Linked DNA regions of Homo sapiens: all the other regions are linked to region 3. The links are chromatin contacts, found by Hi-C or POLR2A ChIA-PET in ENCODE. All regions are on one chromosome and are shown on one strand. Each heading gives the region's core, a stretch centred on a gene start or an enhancer-like site at or near the end of the contact. The rest is flanking DNA. Distances are from core to core; before and after follow the strand shown. Region 1 holds the start of KLHL29 (kelch like family member 29). Region 2 holds the start of ADCY3 (adenylate cyclase 3). Region 3 holds the start of ATAD2B (ATPase family AAA domain containing 2B).

Region 1 (2,700 bases), core at 29-2,528, 540 kb after region 3:
TGTCAAGGGAAGTGTGCGTGTGTGTGTCGGGGTGGGGTGGGTCACAATAAGGTCTGTGCGGGTTCCCTCCCGACGGTTTTCGAGCTCATCTACCTCGAAAGTTACTTGGGATTGAGTAAAGAGACCCAGTCCCCAAATGCGAGATCAGAGGACGCGAGGGGCAGAAAACCCCAACCTGGCTTCTCGCTGCACAGAGGCGCGCACCTCCCCAAAGGACAGTGCGCGCGGCCGCCCCTGGGGGCCAGCCCTCCGTCGCCTCCAGGTCTCCTGCCCGGCCGGGGCCCTGGGCCGCTCAGGGGAACGTGGCCTGGAGAGGGGCGCGCGCCGCCGGGCCCAGCAGGGGGGCTGCTCCGGCCAGGGGTCACACAAGCCTCCAGCACCTCCGAACACCGTGACAGTGGCCCCAGGCAGCCCCGGTGCATACACACCCGGGGGCAGGAAGTTTTTTCCCCCCCTTTTTTTCCCCCTGGAGCAGCGCAGGCGCAAGGGCTCCTGCAGCCTGCGAGTCCAGACGCGGGAGGCTCCTGTCGCCGCCGCCGCCGCCGAAGCCGAGCCCAGGGTTCCGGGTTCCGGCCCCGCTCCCACGCCCGGCCCGGCCCGGCCCCACGCGGCGGCCAGGACCTGGGTCTCCCTCCGGCGCCGCATCCGAGGCGCTCCAGCCCGGCCCGGCTCTTACCTCCGGCGCGCGGCTCCGGCCCCGGCCCGACGCGCAGAGAGCCCGGGGTCGCGGGTGGGCGCAGGAGGGCTGATGGAGAGCGGACAGCGCCGGCGGGTAGCGGTGGCTGGGGCCGCTCGGGTCCTGGCCGGAGGAAACGGATCCAGGTCCTCCTCCTCGCGTTCCTGCTCTCCGCCTTCTCCCCTCGTTCCTCCTCCTCCTCCGCCGCCGCCGCCTCCCGGCAGCCCAGGGAGGATGCCCGGGAGAGGGAAGTCGGTCCTCCTGCCTGTCAGCCTGTGCGGCTATGAGCGGTGCGGCGCGGCTCTCATCGAGGCGGCGGCGGCGGCGGCGGCTCCGGCAGCATCGCCCCCGCCCTCTCCCCGCAGCCGCGGCGGCCGCGGGGCTGGGGCTGGCTCCGGGCTCGCGGCTCGGGCTCCGGGCGGGGGCTGCGCTCAAGCGCGGCGACCGCCGGGGCTGCGGACGGGCGCTGCGGAGCCGGGGCCGGGGCTGGAGCTGCGGCGAGATCCGCGGTGGCGGGGACGGCGGCGGCGGCGCGGGGGCTGGCGCGGCCGCGGCGCGGGGACCATGCTCCCTTCTGGCTCGCTCCGCTCCGGGTACCGTCTGCTTTAGCTGCGAGGGAGGCGGGCTTCGGCGCGCAGCCAGGGGCGGGCGGAGCCAATCACGGGCGCCCGAGTGGGCGGGGGTGGCGGGTGGGGGAGGCGGGGCCCTCTGGCCCGGCCCGGCCAGGCCGGGCCCCGTGCGCAGTTTCCCCGGCCCGAGGGATTCCCGGCTGCCGCGCGCCGGGTCCGAGGTTGGAGTGCTCGCGGGTGTGTCCGTCGGTCCGTCCGTCCGCCGCCCCCGCCCCCCGCGGTGGCCCCCGGCTCGCCTGGCTCCGCGGCCGCGCCCGGCAGACGCACGGCGCGTGGCACGGGCTGCTCCGCCGTGGCCTCCTGGCCTTGCTGGCCCAGGGTTGGGGGCCCGGGACTGAGGCGAGCTCCCCGTCTGCTCTCAACACCTGAGGAAACTGGCGGAAAAGTTTGAGAAGGAAAAAGTCCAATCGTCTTTCAGCTTCCGCCCTCTTTATGACACTCCAGCCTTGGAAAGGAGCAGGAATTGTCCACACCTCTGAAGGACCAGGGAGAGCCCTGCAAAGTGTCCACCAGCCTTCTGAGTCAGCCCTGCCTCTCCTGGGGCGCGCGACTTTTCTGTTCATACTGACCCTTAGGAATCCAGGAAGCCTTCTCTGTTTAACAGCCTGACCAGCCTTTGATGTCTATACCGACTACTCACCCCCACCACAGCTCGCTCTCTCTCACACTGTCTACACTGACTTCTCAGTCCCACCACCTCTCGGTCTACACATGCTGTCTACACAGACCCTAACTTCTAACCCTAATAGAAGAGATTTGGCCAGAGGCGTGTGGGACCCCCAATGAGGGCTTTTCCATTATGCTAGAATATTTCACTCTGGGCACAGTCTTCTCCACCCCGACCGCTCTCCTAATCTGGTTTTTATTCCCCGACCTCTCCCTCCTCCCCTACATCCCCTTTACCTGGTTTTGAGTTTCAGAGGAAATATCTGTACCTGCCCTCCTCCTCCACCCCTGTCTGAATGTAAAGGCCTGAGGGCCCAATCCTCATCCTCCACCCTCCCTCCGCTCCCCCGGGTAAAGGCCTGAGGCCTGAGGCCTTGCTAGAAATTGGAGTTGGGGTGCTGTAGGTAGTGTGGGGAGCTGGCTGTGGGGGCCCAGCTGGGAGGAGCTGGCCTGGGGAGGGCTTTGCCAGTCCTTGCCTCCATCTACCAGGGCCAAGGAGGACTGAGCCGGTAAATATTTTCTTCTCAGCTCCCCCCCTGTGATGTCTGATCCAGGCCTCTGCTCTCCTTGGCTGTAAACTCAGCGCACGGATTGTGTCTTCTTTAATATTTTGTAGGAAGCAGAGTACAGTGTCGTGGCTGATAAATAATAAATAATAATAATCTACTGAGGGTAGCAGGAGCACTGTCAGAAATGGAATGAGGACGCCGGGGAAATGGCCCACTAGTG
Region 2 (2,700 bases), core at 158-2,657, 990 kb before region 3:
AATTACCCCGGGCTTGGTGGTGTGTGCCTGCAATCCCAGGTATTCAGGAGGCTGAGGCAGGAGAATTGCGTGAACCTGGGTGGTGGAGGTTGCAGTGAGCTGAGATCACAACACTGCACTCCAGCCTGGGTGACAGAGTGAGACTCAGTCTCGAAAAAATAAAAAATAGAAATAAAATAAAACAATGGGGCAAAGTTTTGCTTTATTTAAATTACCAAACTCCTATATCTGATGTTAGGTCCCCTACCTTTGGAATCAAAGCCCTGCGAAGTATGGGCTGAAGGTGGCGCCTTTTCAGACAGAGTGTGAGGGAACGGTAGAAACAGCAGTGGCAGGATCGATTCTCTAATGGATCCATTCCCCGAGGGATGCAAGGTGATGCCTGAGGTTCTGGAAGGGGTGCCCGCGGATAACTCTCAGGGGCATGGGGTGGCAGCTCCATCCAGGGTCTGGATAGCCAAGTTTCTCTCCCCTCTGTTCATTCCTTCAGCTCTCCCCAGGGGAGATGACCCCCTATTGCTGCTGGCTGTCCTCAGCACTTACCTTCCCACACATGCTTTTGTCCCTTTTGTCCCAAAACATTCTATCTCTTTCCTCTTCCTTTATTTAAATTCCCAAAGCCTGTAGTTGATCTTAGCACGGTGTTCTGTCAAATGCAAGGAAAATAATTTATACTATGGTGTAAGAGACTGATAGGTTTAACTATTCAAAGGAGCATTCGCATCTTTAAGGGACAGTTTGTGAACTCAAACACATCTCAAACGGGTAGAATGTGCACGGGAAATCTCTTCGAAGCAGGGTCTCAGGAACTCTTCCAGTTCCACGTGTGTAGTGCCCACCGGGCCACCGCCACCCGCCTCCTGGGAGCAGGACAGGGCTCCGCTGCCGAGCCCCTCTGCGGAAAGCTCAGGCCCGGCGCTCCGGAGTCTGGGCTCCCGGGGTGGGCGGGGATACTTAGGCCCCACGTGCCCCGCGGCGGAGCGGTCCCCAAACCTGAGCCCTGGCCTCTGCCGGCCCGGAAGGAAGCCGCGGCGGAGGAGGGGGCGGCGGGGTGCCCCGAGCGCGCCTCACCTGCGGGCGGGCGCGTCCCGGGCTTCCATCCTCCTAGACCGGGCCTCCTCGCTGGAAGGGGTGGATTCGCCCCAGCCCTGCCGCCCACCGCCCACCGCCCACGCCCGCGCCCGCGCCCGCGCTTCCACGCAGCCATCGCCCCAGCCCGCCGCCCGCGCCGGATCGGGGGCCGCCCGGGCCCCTCCACCTCTCGCCCGCGCGGGTCCTGGGACCGCCGCCCGGCGCCTCCCTCGCCGCCCCACTCCGGAACGCGCCGCCGAGAGGGCGGAGACTGGGGCGAGGGAGGGGCCGCCCCGCCCGCCTCCCGCCTCCCGCCTCCCGCCTCCCGGGGCCTGGAGCGCGCGTGGCCCCGGAGCCGCCGGCGCCGCGCGGGGAATAGCTGTGCAGCACGCCGAGCCCGGACTCGGCTGGCTCGGCTCGGCGCGGGCGGGCGAGAGGATGCTGGCGGGCTTCCCCGGGCTCGGCCCGCGCTCCCGCCGGGGAGGGCCCCGCGCGCGCCCCTAGCAGCCGCCGCCGCCGCGGGTGCAGGGGAGGGGTCCGGAGAGCCGCGCTCGCCGCCGCCCGCGCCTGCCGGCCCCCGCACGGCCCCTGCCCCTGAGCCTCAGCCCCAGGGCGGGCGCGCTGGGCCGGCGCCCACGGATCTCCCAGCCCTCGTCGCCGCCTCCTCCTTCCCCCTGCGGCCGGGCGCCCGCGGATGCTGAGGGGCAGCCCTGCGCCTCTCCCGGTCGGATCCCGGGCCTGACGGCGGGAGATCGCGCTCCGGCCGGGCCCCGAGGCGCTGCCGGGGCGGCGCGGCTCTGCGGGGAGCAGCCCTCGGGCGCGCCGAGCTCTCCCGCCCCAGCCCGCGCGGGGACCGTCCCGGAGCACGCGGTGGCCGAGTTCCCGCACAGGTAAACGCAGGGGCAGGGCCAGGCTTCCGGGGGGGAAGACAGCGCCCCGAGCGTGGGAAGGGGGCCGGATCGGAGCCCGAGCCTCCAAGGGTTTGGTGGAAAAAGGAAGTAAACAGAAGGAAGGCTCAGGAATCCCCCACGATGGTCCTGATTTCTTTCCGGCACATTTTATTTACAGCTTCTAAGGACTGGGCCTGGAGGGAATTTAGGTGAGGAAGTCGGGGACTGAGAAAGAAGAGATGACAGAGAGAAACCGGTTACCAGGGATGGAAAGGCGGCTAGGCCCTTCCACAAGCCAGGGACAGGAAATTGAGTGTCTGGCGTGGACAGGACTAAGTGTGCCTGCGGTGGGCGGTGGTGTGAGCCGGGGGTGGCAGGGAAGGCCCTGGGTTGGGAGGCTCTTGCAGCAGAGATCCTTTTATGAGGGTTAGGGCGGGTCATGGGGAAACCGCAAGGTAGGAGGGAAGAGGTGCTTCTACTCAGCAATGCCCTTTTCAGTTCTAGCTGATCAGTGCTACCTGTGCTCTGGAAACCCGCTCTGCGTTCCTGCTGGAGGTGGCCTCCCCTCCGCCCCAGACAAGAAGAGGCCCTCAGCCCTCCCCCGGTCTCAGAGAGCCCTGAGAGGAGGCCCAGTCCAGAGCTCTTCCTCCGTTCCCAGTCCACTTCTCTAGGGCCAGTAGCAGACACCAGCCAGTATGCCGAGGAACCAGGGCTTCTCCGAGCCCGAATACTCGGCCGA
Region 3 (2,700 bases), core at 28-2,527:
TTCACCATGTTGGCCAGGTTGGTCTCGAACTCCTGACCTCAAGTGATCCGCCCGCCTTGGCCTCCCAAAGTGCTGGGATTACAGGCGTAAGCCCGGCCTGTACTGTGAATTTTTGAAATGAACCTAATTCCTACTTTACAGCAGAGCTTTTCTTTCTTTCTTTTTCTTTCTTTCTTTCCTTTCTTTCTTCCTTTCTCTCTCTCTTTCTTCTTTTTTTTTTTTCTGAGACAGGGTCTGGCTCTGTCATCCAGGCTGGAGTGCAGTGGCGTGATTTCGGCTCACTGCAACCTCCATCTTCTGGGTTCAAGTGGTTCTCATGCCTCAGCTTCCCGAGCAGCTGGGATTACAGGTGCCCACCACAACACCCATCGATTTTTTGTATTTTTAGTGGAGACAGGGTTTCACCATGTTGGTAAGGCTGATCTAGAACTCTTGACCTCAGGTGATCCACCCACCCCGGCCTCCCAAAGTACTGGGATTACAGGCTTGAGCCACCGCACCCGGCCTACAGCAGAGCTTTTCATATGAATTGTGTGGCTTAATTTTTTTTTCTTTGGAAGTTAAATTGCAAATGCTTTATCTGTGGGTTCAGCTTTTTGTATTCTTAATTCTTCAGCGGGCCGGGGGCAGGGGGCGGCGATAGAGGCGGCTCTTACAGGGTACTCATTCTTTGGCTCCGCCTTAGATCTGGCTAAGGGGATAGAAAACGACCCTGCCTCGCTTTGTTTAAAAACGCAGAGTTCTAGCATGGTGTTTCCCCCCCCCCTTCTCTTCTTAAGCTTACCAAGTTCCAGATACCGCCCAGATGAATTTTTTTTTTATCACAGCTGTCATTCTCATTTCTACAGGCATGAAAAGTGCGACTCAAGTTCAGTGTCTTGCCTCGGGTAGCTTGGGGATTCCCAGTCAGCTCCTCGCGCCTTCGTCGCCGCTCCCCTTCCACCCCGCGCCTTCGCCGGCCGTCCCCTGCTCCATCCAGGCCACGGGGGTGACGGTGGGGTCTGGGGCATTCAGGCCTGGCTGGGCATGAGGGCTTCAGGCCCAATTCCACGCCCGAACTCGTCCTGATTAGTCTGGCTTTTCTGGTCGCCCCAGCCCTGCGGTCGGGGAGAGCTGGAAACCACCGAGCTGACAGCCTAGAGCGTCGCTCCCCGGCCGCCGAGCGCTGACGCCGCGCCGGGGGCGGGGCAGCTGGAGGCGGCAGGGAGAGGAGCGAGCAGCCGGGAAGGGCTGGCCGGCTTCGCAGCGCCCCGCCGTGGCTGCGGCCGGAAGCGGTCTCGTTGGCCCTGCGGCGCTGGAGCCTTGACGCACGGAGCTCGAGAGCGAGAACGGGAGAGAAAGGGGTAGAAATGGCGGCTCCGCTCGGCTCCCGCTGAGGAGGGCGAAGCCGGCGGAGTGTCTGTGCTGCCGGTCTGCAGCACCGCCCCCGCTTCCCGCACGCCGCCTGCTCACGCCGACTTCCCTTCCTCTGCCCGGCTCTCTCTTGTGCTCGTCTGCGCTCCGCACGCTCCGGGCCGGCTCGTCTCTCATTGCCCGGCTCGGCTCCGCTGGCCCTGACTGACCGGCCGGCGGGCCGGCCTTGCTCGGCTCTCCCGGGCGCGGCGTGGACTCCGTCCCCCTGGCTGGACCATGGTGAACACCCGGAAGAGCTCTCTCCGCCTTCTCGGGTCCAAGTCTCCTGGTCCCGGGCCTGGGCCTGGGGCCGGAGCAGAGCCTGGGGCGACCGGAGGCAGCAGCCATTTCATCTCCTCTCGGACCCGCTCCTCCAAGACCCGCGCCGCCAGCTGCCCCGCCGCCAAAGCCGGGGGAAGCGGTGGCGCCGGCGTCACTCTGGATGAGGCCAGGGTAAGAGCGCGGCGTCCCGAGTCCGGAGGCTCGGAAGTGCCGGCCCTGCTGCCGGGGCTTTGTCTGGCCGGGTTGGGGGTAGGAAGCCTACAGTGGAGACCGCTCGGGCGGCTGGAGACAGGGTCTGCGGGCGCGGTGGAGGGTGGCACCCAGAGAAGGGCCGCGACGCTGGCCCCTTTGCTTTTCAAGCTGGCCCGGCTCTTTTGTGTGAAGAACAGCCCTTGAGTCCAGGGGAGAGGGCTTTGGGGGTCCCTTTCGGCGTCATTCGAACGATCTGCTGTCCGTGTCCTTGTCCTGCCCCAGAGGGGAATTCTAGCGGGGAAGCAAGAGCGAAGGGCCAGAGCCCCTGGGTGGAAGGGTTGGAGAAGTGAAAGTTTTCTGCGGTGTCAAACCCTTCTTGAAAGTGTGTCAGTTCCTGCCGCTGTCTAACTCCAGCTTACTCTCAGTTTGGGGGTGGTTCAAGTTGGTGAGGAAGTGAACAGAGAGCTCCAGTTGGCAGCCAGGCAGGGATGCTGAAAAAAGTTTGTAGCTGCTCTGACACCAACTTTAAAAACAAAATCAACGCTATCGCCTCTCCAGGCAGGAGAGATCAAACATGATATTATAGCTGGGGAACCAGCCAGCTAGCTCACCAAGGTGCTAGTAGGAACCAGAGCTTTCAGGTCACAGAAGGAGCACGTCGAAAGAAACAAGTGGAATGTTTCGGATAGTCAGCACCATCATGCCAAAACTGTGTGGTTTCTTGGGTGTCTACATTTTTGTTATGGGACTATATTACAAAAGGTGAATGAACACCATAGTCATGCAGTTGCAAAAATGACATTTAAAGACGCTGGTGATTGAATTAAAAAACTG

The links. Hi-C counts contacts between places; a loop is a spot of excess contacts on that map. ChIA-PET counts read pairs that join two places held with the same protein, here RNA polymerase II (POLR2A). Pooled maps may share reads with other maps.
Region 1: a map of ascending aorta shows a loop between it and region 3 (3-fold over the local background). The contact joins the promoter of KLHL29 here to the promoter of ATAD2B in region 3. A Hi-C loop is called at or near these places in 4 of 168 maps with a recorded cell type or tissue (ascending aorta, chondrocyte, naive thymus-derived CD4-positive, alpha-beta T cell and 1 more), 15 of 37 single-sample maps with no recorded cell type and 23 of 50 pooled maps. POLR2A ChIA-PET finds 5 or more read pairs at or near these places in 3 of 52 experiments (GM12878, HEK293T and activated CD4-positive, alpha-beta T cell).
Region 2: a pooled map shows a loop between it and region 3 (10-fold over the local background). The contact joins the promoter of ADCY3 here to the promoter of ATAD2B in region 3. A Hi-C loop is called at or near these places in 6 of 50 pooled maps. POLR2A ChIA-PET finds 5 or more read pairs at or near these places in 2 of 52 experiments (activated CD4-positive, alpha-beta T cell and activated CD8-positive, alpha-beta memory T cell).

What each region holds. Positions count from the first base shown.
Region 1 is chr2:23,383,757-23,386,456 of GRCh38, reverse strand. KLHL29 (kelch like family member 29) reads right to left here and starts at 1,278. Exons shown (of 14, transcript NM_052920.2): 1 at 677-1,278. LINC02923 (long intergenic non-protein coding RNA 2923) reads left to right here. Exons shown (of 6, transcript NR_187213.1): 1 at 1-2,700. RefSeq lists silencers at 162-1,021, 1,192-1,541.
Region 2 is chr2:24,918,944-24,921,643 of GRCh38, reverse strand. ADCY3 (adenylate cyclase 3) reads left to right here and starts at 1,407. Exons shown (of 22, transcript NM_004036.5): 1 at 1,407-1,961; 2 at 2,460-2,700. The coding sequence starts at 2,657. It overlaps LOC124907742 (a long non-coding RNA gene), which reads right to left and starts at 1,300. Exons shown (of 2, transcript XR_007086246.1): 1 at 1,072-1,300; 2 at 186-646. RefSeq lists silencers at 853-942, 953-1,162, 1,203-1,262, 1,293-2,022.
Region 3 is chr2:23,925,700-23,928,399 of GRCh38, reverse strand. ATAD2B (ATPase family AAA domain containing 2B) reads left to right here and starts at 1,277. Exons shown (of 28, transcript NM_017552.4): 1 at 1,277-1,845. The coding sequence starts at 1,630. It also overlaps a transcript of UBXN2A not described here. RefSeq lists enhancers at 751-840, 427-1,343, 2,101-2,150, 1,344-2,262, 2,361-2,610 and silencers at 1,011-1,340, 1,541-1,620.